Regions from separate parts of the Mus musculus genome. Here regions 2, 3 and 4 are each linked to region 1. Evidence: chromatin loops called from intact Hi-C (ENCODE). Cell type or tissue: left cerebral cortex. All regions are shown on one strand. Region 1 holds the start of Tmprss9 (transmembrane protease, serine 9). Region 2 has its middle 5.7 kb from the start of Ap3d1. Region 3 holds the start of Amh (anti-Mullerian hormone). Region 4 has its middle 4.4 kb from the start of Jsrp1.

Region 1 (5,000 bases):
TAGGCTTGGTCTTAATTTTTCAATTTATTTATTTATTTTTTAATTTTTAAGATTTATTTTTTTATGTGTATGAGTGTTTTGCCTGCATACATGCCTGTGTGCCATGTGTGTGCCTGATGCCCAAGGAGGGCATCAGATCCCTTGGAACTGGAGTCACAGGTCGTTGTTGGTGCCAGGAACTGAACCAGGGCAGCTGCAAGAGCAGCCAGTGTTCTAACTGCTGAGCCGTCTCTGCAGTCCATCCCTAATAACACCTGTTTTGTTTGTTTGTTTTGTGACTGAGTTTCTCTGTCATCCAGAGGACCAGGCTGGCCTCAAACTCAGAGATCCGCCTGCCTCTGTGGTGTGGGCCACCACCTCCCAGCTCTATAACAACCTTTAGATATGGTGTCCACGCACATTGTTCAGTGGCGTTTTGCTCGCTGCTCTGTGAGGATCCCTTGTTCCTTGCAGCAGCTGTAGGCTCAGAACTTAGCTGGTGTTCCACATCAGGCAGAGAAAGCTACCATTTTATACTCATAGCTCCTTCAGTGCCCGACCTGCTCACTCAGTGTTTCCTGGGGAGATGTGTGCAGCCACCACTTCACTGAAGACAGGGCACCGACCTCAGACCACAGAACTGATCCTATAGACTGAGCTCAGGCAACCTGTGAGTTCACTGAGTGTGGGTGACTTAGAGGCAGTTTGGGGTTTCCTGATGCCTGACTTAGTCCCCTCTCCCTACCATTATGAATCATGGGAGTTTCAGGAAGTCTGTGAGTCTCAGGGAGCCTTCCCTCAGGAGGAAGTGCCTCCATTGAGAGGACACTGCTAGACAGCCCCTGTGTCACCAATGCACAGAAGTGCTGAACGTATGCCATGTTTACCCCCAACAAACCCTACTTACAGACCAAGTGTCAGGGTAGACTTGGTCTCCCAAAGCCAGGATCCTGGTCCCCTGTTGAGGATCAGAGCTGACCAGGAAGTAGTCTGTGTTCCATGGCCTGCATCTACCTCCTCCCCATTTTTGGCTACAATGTCTCACTTGGCAGTCCAGCCTTGCCTGGAACTCATAGAAATCCCCCTGCCTCAGCTTCCTGGATGCTGGGATGACAGGTGTGTGCTACCATGCTTGGTTCTGGTGAAGCAGTTCTTGGTAGCCTGGTCTCCCCAGCTCAGGTCTCCCGAGGTTCACAGAGTTGCATCAGCCCCTTTTCAGGGCTCTGTGTCTGTGGGCAAGGCAGCTCTGCAGTAATTACTGTGGGAAGGGCTGAATGGCATGGCATGCTTAGCACTCACTAAGAGCAAGTCCTCAGGGAAGGGATGAGCAAGGGGTGTGTGTGAGCACAGTAATGCGTGTGTGCTCGTGTGTGCATGCCTGTGTGCACACACACATGTGCATGTGTATATGTGTTATGCACACACATATCCACATGTGTGCATGCATGTGTGTATGTGCACGTATATGTATGTGTGCGCATGTGTGTATGCATATGTGTGCATGAATGTGTGTGGGTGTGTTTGCATGTGTGTGGTCGCCTGTGTGTGCATCTGTGTGTACATCTGTGTGTATGTGGACTGTCACGGAGGTCTCCCCTGCAGCCCGAGGCCGAGAGCTCACTGGTCAGAGCTGCAGCATGGCTCCTGTCTCTCACTTCAGTGATGATTTGGGGATATGGTTGCGTCTCACCCAGAATCTCTGTAGCTTAAGTGATGTCATAGTGGGGCCACTGACCTGTCCCCTCTGCTGTGCATGGCGGTCACAAGGGTCTGAGTGGCCATTTCAGGCAGATCAAGTCTCCTTAAGGATGGGACAAATTGGCTTGGCCTCAGCCTTGGGATACCAGGATTAGCAAAGGGTGCACTTGGGTCCACATGGGTGTCAGGGAATGCTGGGTGCATGCCTGTCACCCCTGCACTCTGGAAGTGGAGTCAGTTGATCAGGAGTCCAGGGCCAAGTGTGGCTGAATGTCAGATAAATCCTTTGTCCATTTTTTGTTCTTTTTCTCTTGCAGGTGTCTAGCTGGAGCTTACCTTTGCCGAGCCATGGAGCCCACTGCACCAGACTTACAACTTGTGCCAGAGGTGACAAAGGCTGTCTCTGTATCTGCTCCAGACCCTGGCCCTTGTCGAACGGCTGTCATCGCAGTGGTGGGCATCAGCATGGCCATCGTGACCCTGGGAGTCCTTTCAGGTAAGTGGCAGGAAGAAGGCCTGGGTCCTCGGATGCAAAAGGACATCCCAAGTGTCAAAGGGCTGACCTTCCAGCCAGATCCAGCAGTGGCAAGGACAGGCTCTGGGGTCCAAGAATATGCTGGGTATGCAGGAAGTGTTTGCAATGACAAGAAGGAGCGGGTGGGCGGGCAGTCCTGTGGTCGAATGGGGAGGGAACAGATATGTCAGTTTTGACAGCTTAAGGCAGCAGGAGGGTCAGGCAGGACTACAGGGGTGTGGCTTAGGAGAGGCTGGGCTCATGCCTGTTAGCATGGTGATACAGTGATAATGGGTACAAACTGGGGAACTTGTGTGGAAAAAATTTAATTGGCCAGGCAGTTGTGGCATACACCCTTTGATCTCTGTGAGTTTGAGGCCAACCTGGTCTACAGATAAAGTCTAGGACAGCCAGAGCTGCACAGAGAAACCCTGTATTGATAAAAGATAACAGAATACATTGATAATTGTCCTACAGTCCCCAACTGTACTAATATGTATTAAGCTTTTCTGGACGGGCTAGGTTACTGCAGTCTGATGTGGCTGAATGCTGCCCCCTAGTGGCTGTGCCTGTCACGTGCAGTAGCATTCTCATCTCCCCTCGTGCTCTACCCCTTTGAGGGTTTCCTGTCAGTCCAAGTGGCACACAAACCTTTGCGATCATTTTTGAGGGATTTTCCTGGTTTTTGAGAAAGAGAAGGGTCTGACGTAGCCCGTGCTAGCCTCAAACTCTCACTGCTAAGGATAACTTTAAACTCATGGTCTCTGTCTCATTCTCCGAAGTGCTGGGACTAGAGATGTGCACCACCATGCCACCACCCAGGGCCAATGCCTGCAGGGAGTGCTCTACCCACTGAGCGATACAGCCCATTGGGATGATCCCTCTACCCATGAATCCACAAATCCATCCCGACGGATGGCTAAGACTCAGCACCCACACACTATCCGTTTGCTTCTGTTGTGTTATTTTGTTTTTTGTTGTTGTTGTTGGTGGTGGTTTTATTGTTTTGTTTTGTTTTGTTTTTTGTTTTTTTGAGACAGTTTCTCTGTGTAGCTCTGACTGTCCTGAAACTTGCTCTGTAGATCAGGCTAGCCTCCAACTCAGAGATCTGTGTACCTCTGCCCCCTAGGGGCTGGGATTAAAGGCGTGTACCACCACTGTCTGGCAGATTTTGTTTTTTAAATTTTATTTCTGGGGCTAAGAGATGGCTCAGAGGGTAAGATCACTGCACTTTCAGAGGTCTTGAGTTCAATTCCTAGCCCCCACATGATGGCTCAAACCTTCTATAATGCAGGAAGAATGCTGTATTCATAATACATAAGTAAATCTTTTTTTATTACGTATTTTCCTCAATTACATTTCCAATGCTATCCCAAAAGTCTCCCACACCCTCCCCCCCACTCCTCTATCCAATAAATCTTTTTTTAAAAAAATTTATTTCTGTGTATGAGCTTTTTACTTGCATGTATGCCTGTGCGGCGCATGCATGCAGTACCCACGGCCGCCGGCAGAGGGTGCAAGGCACACTGGACCTGCTATTATAGGCGGTTGTGAGCTATATTGGTGCTGGAACCAAGTCAGGCTCCAAATGCCTGAACTGTCTCTCCACCCCCTAATTTACTTGCTAAGGGTAAAAGGCTCTCGTGTTGCTCTTTTTTTTTTTTTGGTTTTCCGAGACAGGGTTTCTCTGTGTAACCCTGGCTGTCGGGAACTCACTCTGTAGACCAGTTTGGCCTCGAACTCAGAAATCCGCCTGCCTCTGCCTCCCAAGTGTTGGGATTAAAGGCGTGCGCCATCACTGCCCGGCCGTGTTGGTCTTAAATACCCTGACACCACAGTGTCCGTGTGGCAGCTTCCTGAGTGGAGGAAACTGAAGAGTCAGAAACTCCCTTTAGGAGAAGTGGTGGCACAGGCAGGGCCAGCTGGGGCGGGACGGTTGTAAAATCCAAGTCACCACAGCCTACAGAGCAAACCTGCTTCAAAAGAATGAAAAGAAGAGAGGCTGGGAGATGGCTCAGCCCCCACACAGGGACTACCTCGCCAGACACCAGGGTCTCCATCCCCACACAAGAAAAAGCCAGGTGCAGTAATGGATGCTTGTCATCTCAGAGTCAAGGACACAGGGGCTCCTCAGGTTCCCTGGCTGGTCCTAGTGGAATTGGTGCTGAATTGGTGAGCCGCTGTGTTCAATGAGAGACCCTGGCTCAAACACATGATGGAGAGAGAGGGAGAGGGGCCGGGGTGGGGTGGGGAGTCGATTTGATGACCTGACGTTCACATGTGTCACAAACTGTCAAAGAAGGCATGCCAGCCTGGAATGTGGCCTCTGGATAAATTGTACAAAGGTTCTGGTGTCTGCCAGCTTACTCTGTCCTCTGCAGGAGTCACTGCCCCATCCTAGGAAGGAGGTTGGGACACTGTAAGACCTCCTGAGGGACTGTGACCTGTGATGTCACTGACTCAAGTCAAGGAAGCTGACTTTGGGGACAGCCCATGTCACTTTATACTGTCTCTGGGAGTCCTCAGGACAGCCTTCAGCAGAGACTCAATGCTGCTCCACCTGGGGAGTCAGGTCCTGTGTGTATGGAGGCTCGGCAGGTGAGCCCCAAGCCCACAGTGGGGCTGTCTCACCAGGCACCCGTCTTGTCCGCAGCCTTCTTCTCCGCACAGGGCGCCCACGTGGAGCACATAGCAGAGCTACATGGGATCCGTTTCACCAGTTCTTTGCAGCAGGAGAACTCTGACTTCTACCGCCTACTCACGCATGCTCTGCAGACACTGGCAAGTACAGCTGGGGCCTGGAGGCAGG
Region 2 (5,000 bases), 130 kb before region 1:
GAGTTCCAGGACCGCCAGGGCTATACAGAGAAACCCTGTCTTGAATAAATAAATAAATAAATAAATAAATAAATAAATAAATAAGTACCAATAGGGGCTGGAGTAACTCCACAATGGTTATAAGAACCAGGACAGGGGGCTGGAGAGATGGCTCAGCAGTTAAGAGCACTGACTGCTCTTCTGAAGGACCTGAGTTCAAATCCCAACAACCACATGGTGGCTCACAACCATCTGTAATGAGATCTGGCGCCTTCTTCTGGAATGTCTGAAGACAGCTACAGTGTACTTACATATAATAAATAAATAAACCTTTAAAAAAAAAAAACAGGACAGCTTTTGCAGAAGAGTGAAGTTTGATCACCAATGCCAGCCAGAGCAGTAGACTCACAGCCTCATATTAACGCCAGTTCCAGGAAATTAAACTCCCTTTGCTGGCCTCCGTGAGGAATTACACACCATAGTGCACATAAAATCCCTGTGCTTGATGGCACTTGGCACGAGGATCCAGAGTCAATTTCCAGATCCCAGTGGAGGTTCACAACTGTGTGACTGCAATTCCAGGGGATCCAAGCCCTCTTCTGGCTTCCACAGCCAACAGGAGAACACGGAGATGTGGATATACGTGCCGGCAAAACACCTACACACAGAAAATTAAATAAATAAACAAATAAATAAAAGGTAAAAATTTTAAGTAGTATTTTATACATTTTAGCTAGGCAAAGGACCACTGAGGTCCCAGCCTGATTGACATACTGAGTTTCAGGGCACAGTGCTCAACAAAGAGACAGTGTCTCAGTCAGGTGAGCATGGGGGTGTGGTGGCTCAGGAGGCCAAGGCAAGAAGATCAGAGACTGCAACACACAACAGACAAAATAAGAAAGGCCAGGTGAAAACGTTAACCTGCCATCCACACTGAAGAGATGCAGACAGGAGGATCGGAAGCTTGGGTTTTATTTGGGCTGCAAGGTGAATTTAAGGCCAGCCTGAACTACATGAGACTAAATTAAGTCAGGTATGATGACCCGGGCCTGTCATCTGCCCTGGGAGGCAGAGGCAAGGGGTCTCAGTGGATTTGAGGCCAGCCTGGTACATAATAACTTAGGTCAGCCTCAGCTACATAGAGACACACTGTGGAATGCAGAGGGTATGCCCAGCAGTCAGTAGTCTTGGGTTCCACCCAAAGGAAGCAGAAACTTCTGGTTTCTGTGGAAAGTTAGTTATGTCAAATGATGGTTTGCTGGGGCTCACAGGTGAGGGGATGTTTTGCTATAGCAGACACATGAAAGAATGGATGATAAAGGAGTATAAATATGACCCCACAGCCAGTGGGGCTCAAGCATTGATTTGCTTTGCTCTGCCTTGCTATCCTTGGCTAATGACACACATGTCTTGGTTCACCTTACATTGAGTTGTTGAGCCCTGCTTGTGATGATACCAAGGAGAAACTTGCCAAAGAATTAATTTCTTTCTTTCTTTCTTTCTTTCTTTCTTTCTTTCTTTCTCTCTTTCTTTCTTTCTTTCTTCCTTGTTTTTTGTTTTTGTTTTTGTTTTTTGAGACAGGGTTTCTCTGTATAGCTCTGGCTGTCCTGGAACTCACTCTGTAAACCAGGTGGCCTCGAACTCAGAGATCTGCCTGCCTCTGCCTCCCAAGTGCTGGAATTAAAGGCGTGCACCACCACGCCTGGCTGCCAAAGAATTTCTTATGCGGTTCCTGCAGCTTCTTGCAGCTTCTGTGGCCTCATGCCGGTTGGGGAGCCTTACAGTTTCTTCTGGATTGAACTGGCCTTGCTGGTTCTTGTGTAATGCTGGTCGAGAAGACTGGGCTGCAGCTGCTGATTCACATTTGGTGTTTCGATAAGGGACTGGACTACTGATATTCTAACAAGATTGGACATGCCTCCAAAGAACTGTTTCTAAACAGTTCTCGATGAAGAGGCAGGGGAATAGTTCAGGCCAGCCTGGGCTACCTGACACACCAAAACAACAAACAAAGCCATTGGGGTTACTTGAAGGCAGAAGAGCTTTTAACAGACCAATCTCACAGCACTGGGACTTCAGGAAATAGCACATTCCTCAGTGTGGCCAGCAGAGGGCAGTGCTTACCAGGCACAGAGGTGCAGCAGCCTGAGCTGGTGGACCTGGTCAGAGATTCAAGACTGTGTTATTAATCACACGGAATACCTTCACTTATCCATAAGCAGTCCTTCCACCTCCCCATCAAAAATCTATGTACCCTGCCAGGTGTGGTGGCACACGCCTTTAATCCCAGCACTCAGGAGGCAGAGGCAGGTGGGTTTCTGAGTTCGAGGCCAGCCTGGTCTACAAAGTGAGTTCCAGGATAGCCAGGGCTTCACAAAGAAACCCTGTCTCGACCCCCCCCCAAAAAAAACTAAATAAATAAATAAATAAAATCTATGTACCCAATCTATCCATCCACCCACCCTACCACCCACCCGTTCACCACCCACTCATCCACCCACCCATCCACCCACTCAACAACATACTAATAATCTACTGTATTCCAACTTTAGCAATGAGCAAAGATCAAGGAGACATTTAGAGAAAGAAGAAAGTTCTGAGAAAAGCAGGCAGGCAGACATGGGAACAAAGAGTTCAGAGAGGCTCAGGAATGGTGACAAAACTCAGACTCAAGCTTGTCCAGGATGGACAAGGTCCTGGGTTCAAGTTCAAGCAGAAAACAAACAAAACCAGCTCAGCCTGTGAAGGAGCAATGAGGGAGTGAGGGGGTGTGCAAGCTGATGAGATACACTGGCTAGCAGGGGCCACAGGAGCCACGGCCTCACAGGAGCTTCTCTGTGGGTGGGAGGTACTCAGCAAGTTTCAGGTCAGCCAGAGCAGCATAGTGAGCCCCTGTCTCAAAGCAAGAAAAACAAAGGAATTCCTAGAGGAGGGCTCACTCTGAAGAGATGTCTCAGCAGTTACGAACATTTGAAGCTTTTCCAGAGGACAGAGATTCAATTCCCAGTACCCACATGGTGGTTCACAACCATATATAACTCCAGATCCAGGGGATCCAAGTCCTTCTGACCACCATGGGCCCCAGACACACACAGATGTACATGCAGATAGAACACACATGCACATAAAATGAATAAATCGAAAAGAGAAAATAAAAAGCAGGTTGAATGTAACCATCTTCCCATTTAAAAAGTCCCTGATGCCTCTCGCCCCTGGAGAAAAAAAACCCCTGAGGTCCTCTGGTGTTTCCCTGGCCCAGGAGCCCCTTTAAGAGGGCGGGTGAGAATGAAGGAAGCCTCCCACAGAGAGCGTCTGGAGCTCTCCTTGGTGCTGAAATTCCTTTGGTCTGGCCACTGAAAGCATCCATCCCTCCCACCCTCAAGGAACTTGCTAATTCCTGTTTCCTAAGGATTCTCAGCGACAGCCCAAGATTTGCTGTGCATACGTGTACAAGTGTCCATGTGTGAAGGTCAGAGTTCAACCTTGGATCTGGTTCCTCACATCACATCTAGCTCTTGAACTCGTGGGTCAGACTTGGCTGGCTGGCTGGCCCCAGGGATTCCAGGAATCCTCCTGTCTCTGCCTCCTTAACTCTGAGATCGATTAAAAGTGTGCGCCACTATTTCTGGGCCTGTTGTGGGTTCTGAAGATCAAAACTCTGGCCCTCAAGCCTGCATGGTGGCCACTTTACCACCTGAGCCATGTCCCTAGCTCTCTGGGATTTGATTATTTAAAAAAAAAATTAAAGAAAAATCAGGTGTAGTGAGTGTTGCATGCCATTAATCCCAGCACTCCGAAGCAGATCTCTGTAAATTCAGGGCCAGCCTGATTTATGTAGTGAGTTCCAGGACAGTATAGCCCTGGCTGTCCTGGAACTTACTTTGTAGACCAAGTTGGCCTCGAACTCAGAAATCTGCCTGCCTCTGCCTCCCGAGTGCTGGGATTAAAGGCGTTCACCACCACACCTGGCAAACAAATACTTTAAAACAACTCTTCATTACATTTATTTATTTATTTATTTATGGTGTGCATGCTTGCTTGTGTGCGTGTGGAGGTCAGTGGGCATTTCCCAGAAGTTGGTTCTCTCCTATCCATTGCCAGGGTCTCAGCATGCCAGCATTGCCATTGATCAGACTCCAGCATGCCAGCAGCAGCTCTGCCGAAAGCATCTCTGTAGCCTTGGTTGGTTTTGTTCTGAGTAGGTTACATCAACTTGAGACAGCTAGAATCATCTTGGAAGATAGAGCATCGACTGGGTAAAGGCCCTAACCAGACTGATCCCTGGGCCATTTTCTTGGCCGAGGTCCAGTAGAGTGAACTGGCCACGGGGGCAAGCCATTCTGCAGTCCTCCTCCATTGCCTATGCCCAAGGTCCTGCCTGCCTTCAGGTTCCAGGCCTGAATTCTCTTGGTGATGCGCTACACCTGCAGGATGAAATATTGCTTCCACTCCCAGCACCTTTGCTCAGGGTATTTCAGGGTGGATTTTTAGTATGTTTATTTGTTTGTTTGTTTTGCTCTTTGTTTTGGGGTTTTTGTTGTTGTTGTTGTTGTTGTTGTTGTTGTTGTTGTTGTTTCTCAAGACAGGGTTTCTCCGTGTAGCCCTGGCTGTCCTGGAACTCACTCTGTAGACCAGGCTGGCTTTGAACTCAGAAATCTGCCTGCCTCTGCTTCCCAAGTGCTGGGATTAAAGGTGTGTGCCACCACTGCCCGGCATTAGTTTTTTGTTTGTTTATTTTGTTTTGTTTTTTAAAGAATTATTTACTTTATATATGTGAGTACACTATAGCTGTCTTCAGACACCCCAGAAGAGGGCATCAGATCCCATTACAGATGGTTGTGAGCCACCATGTGGTTTCTGGGAATTGAACTGAGGACCTCTGGAAGAGCAGTCAGTGCTCTTAACTTCTGAGCCATCTACACACACACACACACACACACACACACACTTTTTTTTCAAGACAGAGTCTCTGTGTAGCCCTGGTAATCTTGGAGCTTGCTCTGTAGACTAGGCTGACCTTG
Region 3 (5,000 bases), 74 kb before region 1:
CTGAGCCCTATGAGACCATTGCTTTCAAGGTAGCGACCCTACAGGACAGAGAGAGCAGCTAAATTCAGCTGTCTGTGTATCCTAGCCCCTCCTTGGGGTGCTGCAGCCTCTGACTTTCTCCCTAGGTGCCAAGCCGGGAGATTGACAAGGCTGAGGGCAAGTTTTGGACCCACTGGAACAGAGAAACCAAGCAGGTGAGGTTCCACAGGCCTTGCGTGGGTACTCTCTCAGCGCTCCTCAGTGGCCCTGCCCCAGTCACTGACCCTCTCTCCTACAGTTTTTTCTTCAGTTCCACTTTAAGATGGAGAAGCCCCCAGCACCTCCCAGCCTCCCAGCAGGACCCCCAGGCGTCAAGCGGCCCCCGCCCCCACTCATGAATGGACTGCCTCCTCGCCCACCACTCCCTGATGCCTTGCCCCCACCTCCACCTGGTGGCCTGCCTCTCCCTCCTATGCCCCCCACTGGGCCTGCTCCCTCTGGGCCCCCTGGACCTCCCCAGATGCCCCCACCAGCTCCTGGGGTGCACCCCCCGGCCCCAGTAGTACACCCACCAACATCTGGAGTCCATCCCCCAGCTCCTGGGGTACACCCCCCAGCACCAGTGGTCCATCCACCAACATCTGGGGTCCATCCCCCAGCCCCTGGAGTGCACCCACCCACCCCTGGAGTGCACCCACCAGCCCCAGGAGTGCACCCACCAGCTCCAGGTGTCCACCCACCAGCTCCAGGGGTACACCCCCCAACTCCAGGGGTGCACCCACCAGCTCCAGGGGTGCACCCACCAGCTCCAGGGGTGCACCCACCAGCTCCAGGGGTACACCCTCCTCCATCAGCTGGAGTTCATCCTCAGGCTCCAGGGGTACACCCACCTGCTCCTGCAGTACACCCTCAAGCCCCTGGGGTACACCCCCCAGCCCCTGGGATCCACCCTCAGGCACCAGGGGTTCACCCTCAGCCGCCTCCTGGAGTCCACCCTGCTGCCCCGGGGGTCCACCCTCAGCCTCCAGGGGTTCACCCCTCAAATCCTGGGGTGCACCCTGCTCCTATGCCCCCCATGCTGAGGCCCCCACTCCCCTCAGATGGCCCTGGGAACATGCCTCCCCCTCCCCCAGGCAACTGAGCAGTCCCCCCACCAGCCTCTGTTGTCTGTGTGGTCTTTTCCCATTGCCAGTCCTTGGAAGGTTTTCTATTTGTCCTGCCTTGAGCCTATTAAACAGCCTCCCCCGTGTCTCCCTGTCTGCTGTGTGTTTGGTAGTGGGGAGGGTGGATACTGCTTGTCTCTGTTGAAGCTGTGGTGACCTGGGGCGTCCTCCAGGTGGGCTCCCCAGGGAGATGGGAGCTACTCAAGGACAGCTCAGGCCTCTGCAGTTATGGGCCCAGCTCTGAGGACAGAAAGCCCTTTGAGACAGTCGCCTCCCACCTGCTGGGCATGAAAAGTGCCAGGCACTGTCCCCCAAGGTCACCTTTGGTGTTGATAGGGGCGTCCCTCCCAAGCAAGCAATCTGGCTCAGCCATACATATAAGCAGGGCCACCCGGACCTTGCTGTACCACCATGCAGGGGCCACACCTCTCTCCACTGGTACTGCTGCTAGCGACTATGGGGGCTGTGTTACAGCCTGAGGCGGTTGAAAACCTGGCCACCAATACCAGGGGCCTCATCTTCCTTGAAGATGAGCTCTGGCCCCCCAGCAGCCCCCCTGAACCTTTGTGCCTGGTGACAGTGAGAGGAGAGGGGAACACAAGCAGAGCTTCCCTGAGGGTGGTGGGGGGTCTGAACAGCTATGAGTATGCCTTCCTGGAGGCTGTCCAGGAGTCTCGCTGGGGACCCCAAGACCTGGCCACCTTCGGAGTCTGCAGCACTGACTCCCAGGCTACCCTGCCTGCCCTGCAGCGCCTTGGGGCCTGGCTAGGGGAGACTGGAGAACAGCAGTTGCTAGTCCTACATCTGGCTGAAGGTACGTGATGGACTCTGTCTCAGCGCCCATGATGCCTTGGGACTGAGTGAGTTAGGGCAGAAGCTGGGGGAGGGGGGTTTGGGGGAGGGGGCCTCGCTGGATTGCTAGGCAGAACCTTATACACCCTTTCAGGAACTGTAGTGGGCAAGATGGCAGGACACACCCCAATGATCACACCTTCCAGACAGATGACAGCAGAGCTGCTGTGTCCTTACAAGCAAGGTCTCCACACCTTGGATCAGGGTCCCTCAGGCCTACATGGCCCCAGAAGATCTCCAGTGAAGAGTCCAGCTGAGGGAATTTCTGTAGGACAGATCTTGAGGGACTGAAGCTAATGGCCTCAGAGACTCAGTCAACCAATATTTGCCCACAGTGATATGGGAGCCCGAGCTCTTGCTGAAGTTCCAAGAGCCTCCACCTGGGGGAGCCAGCCGCTGGGAGCAGGCCCTGTTAGTGCTATACCCTGGACCAGGCCCCCAGGTCACAGTCACAGGGACTGGACTGCGGGGCACACAGGTACCAGAGACTGGCATGGGCCCATCCCCTAACAGCCTTCTGGTTGAGGTTGTGCCAAATGGAAGGGTTGGTGGGGTTAGGAGTACACCTGGGAGGCTATTCCCAGTATGGCAGGGGTGGTGCCTGTAGCCTGACCATCTTCCCCAGTCCTGCTGACAAGAGTCCCTGTGTCCACAGAACCTCTGCCCTACTCGGGACACCCGCTATTTGGTGCTAACCGTGGACTTCCCAGCGGGGGCCTGGAGCGGCTCGGGCCTCATCTTAACCCTTCAACCAAGCAGAGAAGGTAGGTCCTGGCAGAGGGGAGGGGACAGAGTGGAAGGAAGCTGCCCTTAACCCCAGCCCTCAGCCAGCACGTGCCCACCCTCTACAGGTGCCACCCTGAGCATCGATCAGCTGCAAGCCTTTCTATTTGGCTCTGATTCCCGCTGTTTCACGCGGATGACTCCCACCCTGGTGGTGCTGCCACCCGCCGAGCCGTCACCGCAGCCAGCACACGGCCAGCTGGACACCATGCCTTTCCCGCAGCCTGGGTGCGCACAGGGATGGAGGAGGAACTGGGACGTTGGAGGGGGTAGTTGGTCCACCATAGCCTCTTGTGCTCACAGCTGGCCCACTTCGTTCTATTCCAGACTGTCCCTGGAGCCTGAGGCCCTGCCACACAGCGCCGACCCCTTCCTAGAGACCCTCACTCGCTTGGTTCGTGCTCTGCGGGGACCTCTGACCCAGGCTTCGAACACGCAACTGGCCCTGGACCCTGGTGCGCTGGCCAGCTTCCCACAGGGCCTGGTCAACCTGTCAGACCCCGCAGCACTGGGACGCCTGCTCGACTGGGAGGAACCCCTATTACTGCTGCTGTCACCCGCTGCGGCCACGGAGAGGGAACCTATGCCGCTGCACGGCCCCGCTTCTGCTCCCTGGGCAGCGGGCCTGCAACGCAGGGTGGCAGTGGAGCTGCAGGCGGCAGCCTCAGAGCTGCGGGACCTCCCGGGTCTGCCACCCACAGCTCCCCCGCTGCTGGCGCGCCTGCTAGCGCTGTGTCCCAACGACTCCCGCAGCTCCGGGGACCCGCTGCGCGCGCTGCTGCTGCTAAAGGCGCTGCAGGGCTTACGTGCCGAGTGGCATGGGCGGGAAGGGCGTGGGAGAACGGGGCGCAGCGCGGGGACAGGGACAGACGGGCCTTGCGCGCTGCGCGAGCTGAGTGTAGATCTGCGCGCGGAGCGTTCAGTGCTCATCCCGGAGACCTACCAAGCCAACAACTGCCAAGGCGCCTGCGCGTGGCCGCAGTCTGACCGTAATCCGCGCTACGGGAACCACGTGGTGCTGCTGCTAAAAATGCAGGCTCGCGGGGCTGCCCTGGGCCGCCTGCCCTGCTGCGTGCCCACTGCCTACGCGGGCAAGCTGCTCATCAGCCTGTCCGAGGAGCGCATCAGCGCGCACCACGTGCCCAACATGGTAGCCACCGAGTGCGGCTGCCGGTGACGCCCGCCCTCCTCCTCCCCTCCCCCCCCCCCCCCGCCCCCAGTCAGCGCCCTAATAAAGATCAGCAAACACTCAGCTGGGGTATCTGTGGGTGGAGGAAACTCCTGTCAACCTCCCTTCTGGAATGCAAGGCCTGAGTCCTTCCCATCCAGCCCCTAACTCCCGTGTGTCCCTCTCACTTTTCTGATTTCAAAACAGGATCTGTGTAGCCCTGGTGGTCCTGGAACTCTAACTCACTCACTCTCACCCTCTCTCTCCTCTCTCTGCTCTCTCTTCTCTCTCTCTTCTCTCCTCTCTCGACCAGCTTGCCTCTGTCTCCCCAGTGCTAGGATTAAACTCCTGGACCCTGTCACTTTTTAATTAGTTAATTAATTTGTTATGTGTGGCGGGGAGAGATAGGTGTCTGGCCGGAAGGAAGTTAAAGCAGGAGAAATGCTTCAAGTCAGCCTGAAATTAAAGAGCAAAACTGTTTCAAAAACAGGGGAGCTGGAGAAATGGCTCAGCCCCAAAGGACACTTGCACACCCCAACATACACGCGCCCAGATCTTTAAAAGCAAAACAAACAGCCAAGTATAGCGGTGCACACCTGTCACCCCAGCACTCTGGAGGTGGACCCAAGAGGATCAGGACTTAAAGCCAGGCTTGGTTGCACAGGCTTACGCAGGCGCATAGGGTACAGATGGATTGCAGAAGGCAGAACTAAGTGGAGTTCATTCCGTGTGGGTCGCGAGATCGAACTCAGGCGGTCAGGCTTGGCAGCAAGCGCCTTTACCCATTTCACTATCTCACCGGCCCTATCCCCATCTCTGCGACCCTTAGGGTCCAGGCACAAAGGAGTAGATGATCTTGCTGTCACAACACGGCCTTTATTTGCTGGTGCTACAGGGAGAAGGGACACAGGATTCGCCCAGGGGACACAGGATCAGTCACGCCCCTTCCCTCGCTTCTGTCTGGGCCGGTCATCACGGTCATGCCTTCGCCGGGGAGCCCAGGCCTGCAGCTTCCCATGCTCGAGGAGGTCCCTGGAGTCCCGTCCCCATGGCCG
Region 4 (5,000 bases), 62 kb before region 1:
TTCTTTCTTTCTTTCTTTTTTGTTTTTTTTTTTTTGTTTGTTTGTTTTGTTTTTTGTTTTTTTTCAAGACAGGGTTTCTCTGTTTAGCCCTGGCTGTCCTGGAACTCACTTTGTAGACCAGGCTGACCTTGAACACAGAAATCTGCCTGCCTCTGCCTCCCAGGTGCTGGGATTAAAGGCATGTGCCACCACTGCCCGGCTCCAGTCCACTTTTTATATTTCTTATTTTATTGTTTTCCTTTTTACATTTTTTAACAATTTATTTATTTACTTTACATCCCAATATCAGCCTCCCTCTTCTTCCAGTGCCCCCTCACACAGAACATACCCCCATTTCTCCCTCCCTTTCTCCTTGAGAAGGGGGAGCCCCTCTCTAGGTGTCACCCCACACATCCCCATACCCTGAGACAGGGTTTCTCTGTGTAGTCCTGGCTGTCCTGGAACTCACTTTGTAGACCAGGCTGGCCTCGAACTCAAAAATCTGCCTGCCTCTGCCTCCCAAGTGCTGGCATTAAAGGCATGTGCCACCACCGACTGGCGACTTCTACTTTGGAAAGTCAGTTATGTCAAATGATGTTTTGCTGGGGCACACAGGAGACAAAGCGTCTTGCTAAAGTAGACATGGGAAGGAGTATTTTTCTGAAGCAGACACAGGTGAAAGGACATTTTGCTGTAGCAAACACATGAAAGGACCCATGATGAATAAGTACAAATATGACCCCACTGTATTGGTGAGGTTTTGGCTACACCACTTTGCGCTCCCAACAGATCTCACAGGCACCTGCTCAGGAGCTATCTCAGATCTCTGAATGGAAAACACACACACACAAACACACACACACACACACACACACACACACACACACACACGCCAGTTAATTTTAAAAAGCCTTGGCTAACTCAATGGTTGGGTACTTCTTTTTTTGTTTGTTTGTTTGTTTTTGTTTTTTGTTTTTGTTTTTTCGAGACAGGGTTTCTCTGTATAGCCCTGGCTGTCCTGGAACTCACTCTGTAGACCAGGCTGGCCTTGAACTCAGAAATCTGCCTGCCTCTGCCTCCCAAGTGCTGGGATTAAAGGCGTGCACCACCACGCCCAGCTGTTGGATACTTCTAAGCCTGCTACCCCTTGCCTAATTGGGGAAGTGGCTAGTGACCACTTACTTGAAGTCTCACATAGCTGGTTGGCTTTATCTCTGGTGCTTCCTCATAAAATTGGAAATAGTTCTACCTGAAGCCCCAGCTATTCCACTCCTGGGCTTATACCCAAAAGATGCCAGATACTGGAAACAACCTAAATGTCTCTCAACCAAAGAATGGATACAGAAAATGTGGTACATTTACACAATAGAATATTACTCAGCTATTATAAAGAAAGACATCATGAAATCTGCAGGCAAATGAATGGAACTAGAAAATATCATCCTGAGTGAGGTGACCCAGTCCCAAAAGCACATGCATAGTATGTAGTCACTGATAAGTGGATATTAGCCATTATATACAGGAACCATGTTACACTGTACAGACCCAAAGAAGCTAAAAAGGAGGGCCCGGGGGAGAACGCATGAAGTTCACTCAGAAGGGGAAATAAAATAGACATTAGTGGTGGATGGAAGGATGGAGGGGGCAAGGAGGGGTACGGGAAGGCGGTCAGATGTTGGGGGAGGGGAAGAGGGTTGGAAATTGATGGGGAGACACCTCTGGGACCAGCTAGAGGCCTGGGACAGGTGAGGTTACAGGAAGTCTATGGGGGTGACCCTAGCTGAGATTCCTACCAGAGGGGATATAGAGACTGAAGTGGCCACCTCCTGTTACCAGACAGTTTCCTTAACGTTTATTTATTTAGTGTAACTTCATGTGTACGTGCCCATGCTATAGAGTATCTGTGGAGGTCAGAGGATGGCTTGTAGGCTCTAGTTCCCTGGCTTATCCTTGCAGCCTGTGAATTCCAGGGACCCACCCACCTCAGGTCACTGAGCTTCCTGGGTACAGATGCTTGGCTACCAGCCAGCTAGATGACAGAGTCTTACTCCATAACTCTGGATGGCCTGGAATCAGGCTGGCCTTGAACCTGCAATGTTTGCCTCTCAAGCCAGATGACAGGCATTCACCTCATAGCCAGCATTTGTTTTTTGTGTGTTTTTTTTTCTGTTTTTCTTTTTGTTTGTTTGTTTGTTGTTTTGTTTTGTTTTGTTTTGTTTTTGAGACAGGGTTTCTCTGTATAGCCCTGGCTGGGAGTGCTGGGATTAAAGGGATTAAAGGTTTGCACTACCATGCCCGGCTTCAGCATTTGTTTTGAGACAGGGTCTCCTGTAGCACAGGCAGGTCTCATGTAGCTCACTATGTAGCTGAGGATAGCCTTGAACTCCTGACTCTTCTGCTTCCACCTCCCAAGAGGACAAATGACAGGTGTACACGACCACAACCAGCCCTGGGTCCTTAATGTTTTTGTCGAGGTCTTGGGCCGCAGGTTCCCTGAAGAAAATACTCGGGTGTCACATGGCACCCACAAGATTGTTTTTTGGTTTTGGTTTTTCTGAGACAGGGTTTCTCTGTGTAGCCCTGGCTGTCCAGGAATTCACTCTGTAGCCCAGGCTGGCCTTAAACACAAAAATTCTCTTGCCTCTGCCTCGGATTGCTGGTATTAAAAATATTTGCCACACCTGGATGCTTTTAATATTTTTAAGTTAAAACTTTTTGTTAGGGGGCTGGTGAGATGGCTCAGCAGTTAAGAGCACTGACTGCTCTTCCGAAGGTCCTGAGTTCAATTCCCAGCAACCACATGGTGCTTCACAATCATCCGTAAGGAGATCTGGTGCCCTCTTCTGGTGAGTCTGAAGACAGCTACAGTGTACTTACATATAATAAATTAAAAAAAAAAGAAGTATTAAAAAAAACCCTTTTTTTAAAACTGTGTGTGTGTGGTGGTGTTGTTGCTGCTGTTGCGGCTGTTGATGATGACGACGATGATGGTGATGACGATGACAGTGATGATGGTGATGACGATGACAGTGATGATGGTGATGACGATGACAGTGATGATGGTGATGCTTTTGGAGCCATTGCATCCCCTGGAGCTGGAGTTACCCGTGGTTGTGAACCAGCTGACGTGGATGCTGGGAACCAAGCTTGAGTCCTCTGCAAGGGTTTGGAAACAACTAAGAACAGAGCCAGCACTGTTGCCTGTGACTGGTGCATCCTATCCACTCCCCTCTAGGATAGGATGATTGTGGTTGGAACACAGATGAGGGCATCCTGACCAGTCCCAGAGAAGCAGGGCCTGAGTTCGAGGCCAGCCTGCTACAAATAAATAAGTAAATAAATAAATAAATAAATAAGTAAAAGCTAACCAAAATATAAGAAAACTGGAAAGATGGGATTCACGGGGCTGGGTTTGGTGAGGGAGGGACAACTCCAAGGCTGAACAAACACAAGCAACCATTGGTCCTCCACTCCCCCGCCCCTTCTCTCTCTCCACCCCACTCCTCTGTCTCCTCCTCGCTTCTCTGTCTCTTTTTTGTCCCATTATATAGACTGAGAAAAACAATACAAAATAAAATATTGTGAGTAGAGATAGTAGCGTTTACTGGAAAACACCTCCATGACTTAAGATCTGCCAGCTCCCTTTGGGTTCCTCAAAACTACCTCTGTCCTGTGTGGAGATACTCAGGCCTTCTCCCCATGCAAAGGCTGGGCTAGGCTTTATCTCTGAGCAGAGTCTGGGGTGGGTGGGGACAGTTGCAACAAGCCTTTGCACCTCCTGCCCGCCTTGCTGAGCCAGATCAAGTCCTTGAGGTACAATCTCTTCAGTCCTCTTGCCAGTCCAGGCATGAGCTCAGCCTTCCTTCCCCCTCTTAAGAATTGTTACTTTTTTATTTTTTGGTTTGGTTTTTGAAGCCTAGCACCACTCACTCTGTAGACCTTATCAGCCTGGAACTCAGGGATCTGCCTGGGTCCCCTTTAAAAATAGATTAAACACATGAGCTACCTCGACTTGCCTTTTTGTGTATCTCGTTTTCTTAGGTATTTTCAGACAGAATCTCACACTGTAGTTCAGGCAGGACTCCAACTTACAATAATCCTCCTGTCTCAGCTTGTGCTGCGATGCCTAATCTCAATTTACTTGTTTGTTTAAATGACATGTGTTTGTTTTGTGTGTGCTTGTTTGTAGACATCCAGGGGGAGCGGTTGAGAGGGGTCAAAGGACAATTTTGGCGTCAGTTTTTTCTTCTACCATGTGAGTCCCAGGTCAGCAGGCTTGGCAGCAAGCCCCTGTGCTTCTGCCCCTTGCTCTTTCTGCCCTGGTTCCAGTCTGTGGACACACTGACATAGTGACCCATCTCAGCAGGTCTGCAGACTGGATTCCAGGGGGCATGCTGGATCCTGGGTCAGTCCTAGCCTTTGGAATGCTGAGGCAGAAAGACAGTTTCAAGCCTGAGTGGGCTCTAAAGTAGACCATATTTTAAAACCTCAAATACAGGCTGGAAAGATGGCTTAATGGGTAGGGATGCTATCTACTAAGTCGGAAGACCAGAGTTCAATCCTCAAGACCCATCTGCAAAAAGCTCTGAACCTACTCATCTGAGCTTTCCTCTGACTTCCACACAGGTGTGGCATGGATGATGTATGCAGTAATTAAAAAGGCAAAGCAAAACTGTTTACCTGAGGTGCTTATTCAAATAGGAAAACATCTGAAGATTCAGGGATAATCCATGAGGATCAGGGTGGCCCTGTTTAGACTCTCCTAGTGAGGGGGCTGGGGGCGTGGTCAGGGGTAGAGCCCTTGCCTAGACTCCCCCAGTGAGGGGCTAGGGGCATGTAAACCCCCCAGGGACAGACTAAAGAATATGTTGTTAACTCCAAATTTTCTTTTCTTTTCTTTTCTCTTTTCTTTTCTTCTTCTTTTTTTTTTTTTTTGTTTGTTTGTTTGTTTTTCGAGACAGGGTTTCTCTGTATAGCCCTGGCTATCCTGGAACTCACTTTGTAGACCAGGCTGGCCTCGA

Evidence for each region. A loop is a pair of places that touch in the nucleus more often than their neighbours do. Peaks named below come from ENCODE experiments on the same cell type or tissue, not always from the same donor. Only the 100,000 strongest peaks of a DNase experiment are listed, where the experiment ranks them.
Region 2: a loop joins it to region 1, with 6 times the contacts of the local background. A loop is called at or near these places in 28 of 42 quality-filtered maps.
Region 3: it touches region 1 in a loop (2.6-fold over the local background); 7 of 42 quality-filtered maps call a loop at or near these places.
Region 4: a loop joins it to region 1, with 4 times the contacts of the local background. A loop is called at or near these places in 30 of 42 quality-filtered maps.

Annotation. Positions count from the first base shown.
Region 1 is chr10:80,877,791-80,882,790 of GRCm38, forward strand. It overlaps Tmprss9 (transmembrane protease, serine 9), which reads left to right and starts at 2,026. Exons shown (of 18, transcript NM_001081688.2): 1 at 2,026-2,173; 2 at 4,845-4,972. The coding sequence starts at 2,026. In left cerebral cortex, CTCF peaks have their summits at 2,749 (motif pointing left) and 3,696 (motif pointing right); DNase peaks (open chromatin) are centred at 2,750 and 3,712.
Region 2 is chr10:80,745,511-80,750,510 of GRCm38, forward strand. No RefSeq gene overlaps it. Among named protein-coding and RNA genes, the nearest start is that of Ap3d1, 5.7 kb to the left of the region's middle. In left cerebral cortex, a CTCF peak has its summit at 2,083 (motif pointing right); DNase peaks (open chromatin) are centred at 2,090 and 3,321.
Region 3 is chr10:80,803,695-80,808,694 of GRCm38, forward strand. Sf3a2 (splicing factor 3a, subunit 2) reads left to right here. Exons shown (of 9, transcript NM_013651.4): 7 at 1-29; 8 at 126-194; 9 at 278-1,228. The coding sequence ends at 1,120. It overlaps Amh (anti-Mullerian hormone), which reads left to right and starts at 1,546. Exons shown (of 5, transcript NM_007445.3): 1 at 1,546-1,956; 2 at 2,330-2,472; 3 at 2,650-2,758; 4 at 2,846-3,005; 5 at 3,105-3,985. The coding sequence starts at 1,554. The coding sequence ends at 3,954. Jsrp1 (junctional sarcoplasmic reticulum protein 1) reads right to left here. Exons shown (of 7, transcript NM_028001.3): 7 at 4,802-5,000. The coding sequence ends at 4,878. RefSeq lists a promoter at 1,368-1,588. In left cerebral cortex, a CTCF peak has its summit at 2,376 (motif pointing right); DNase peaks (open chromatin) are centred at 2,386, 2,745, 3,715 and 4,611; H3K4me3 peaks cover 1,491 bases; H3K27ac peaks cover 2,454 bases.
Region 4 is chr10:80,815,354-80,820,353 of GRCm38, forward strand. No RefSeq gene overlaps it. Among named protein-coding and RNA genes, the nearest start is that of Jsrp1, 4.4 kb to the left of the region's middle. In left cerebral cortex, a CTCF peak has its summit at 2,832 (motif pointing left); no DNase peak of the experiment used is centred here.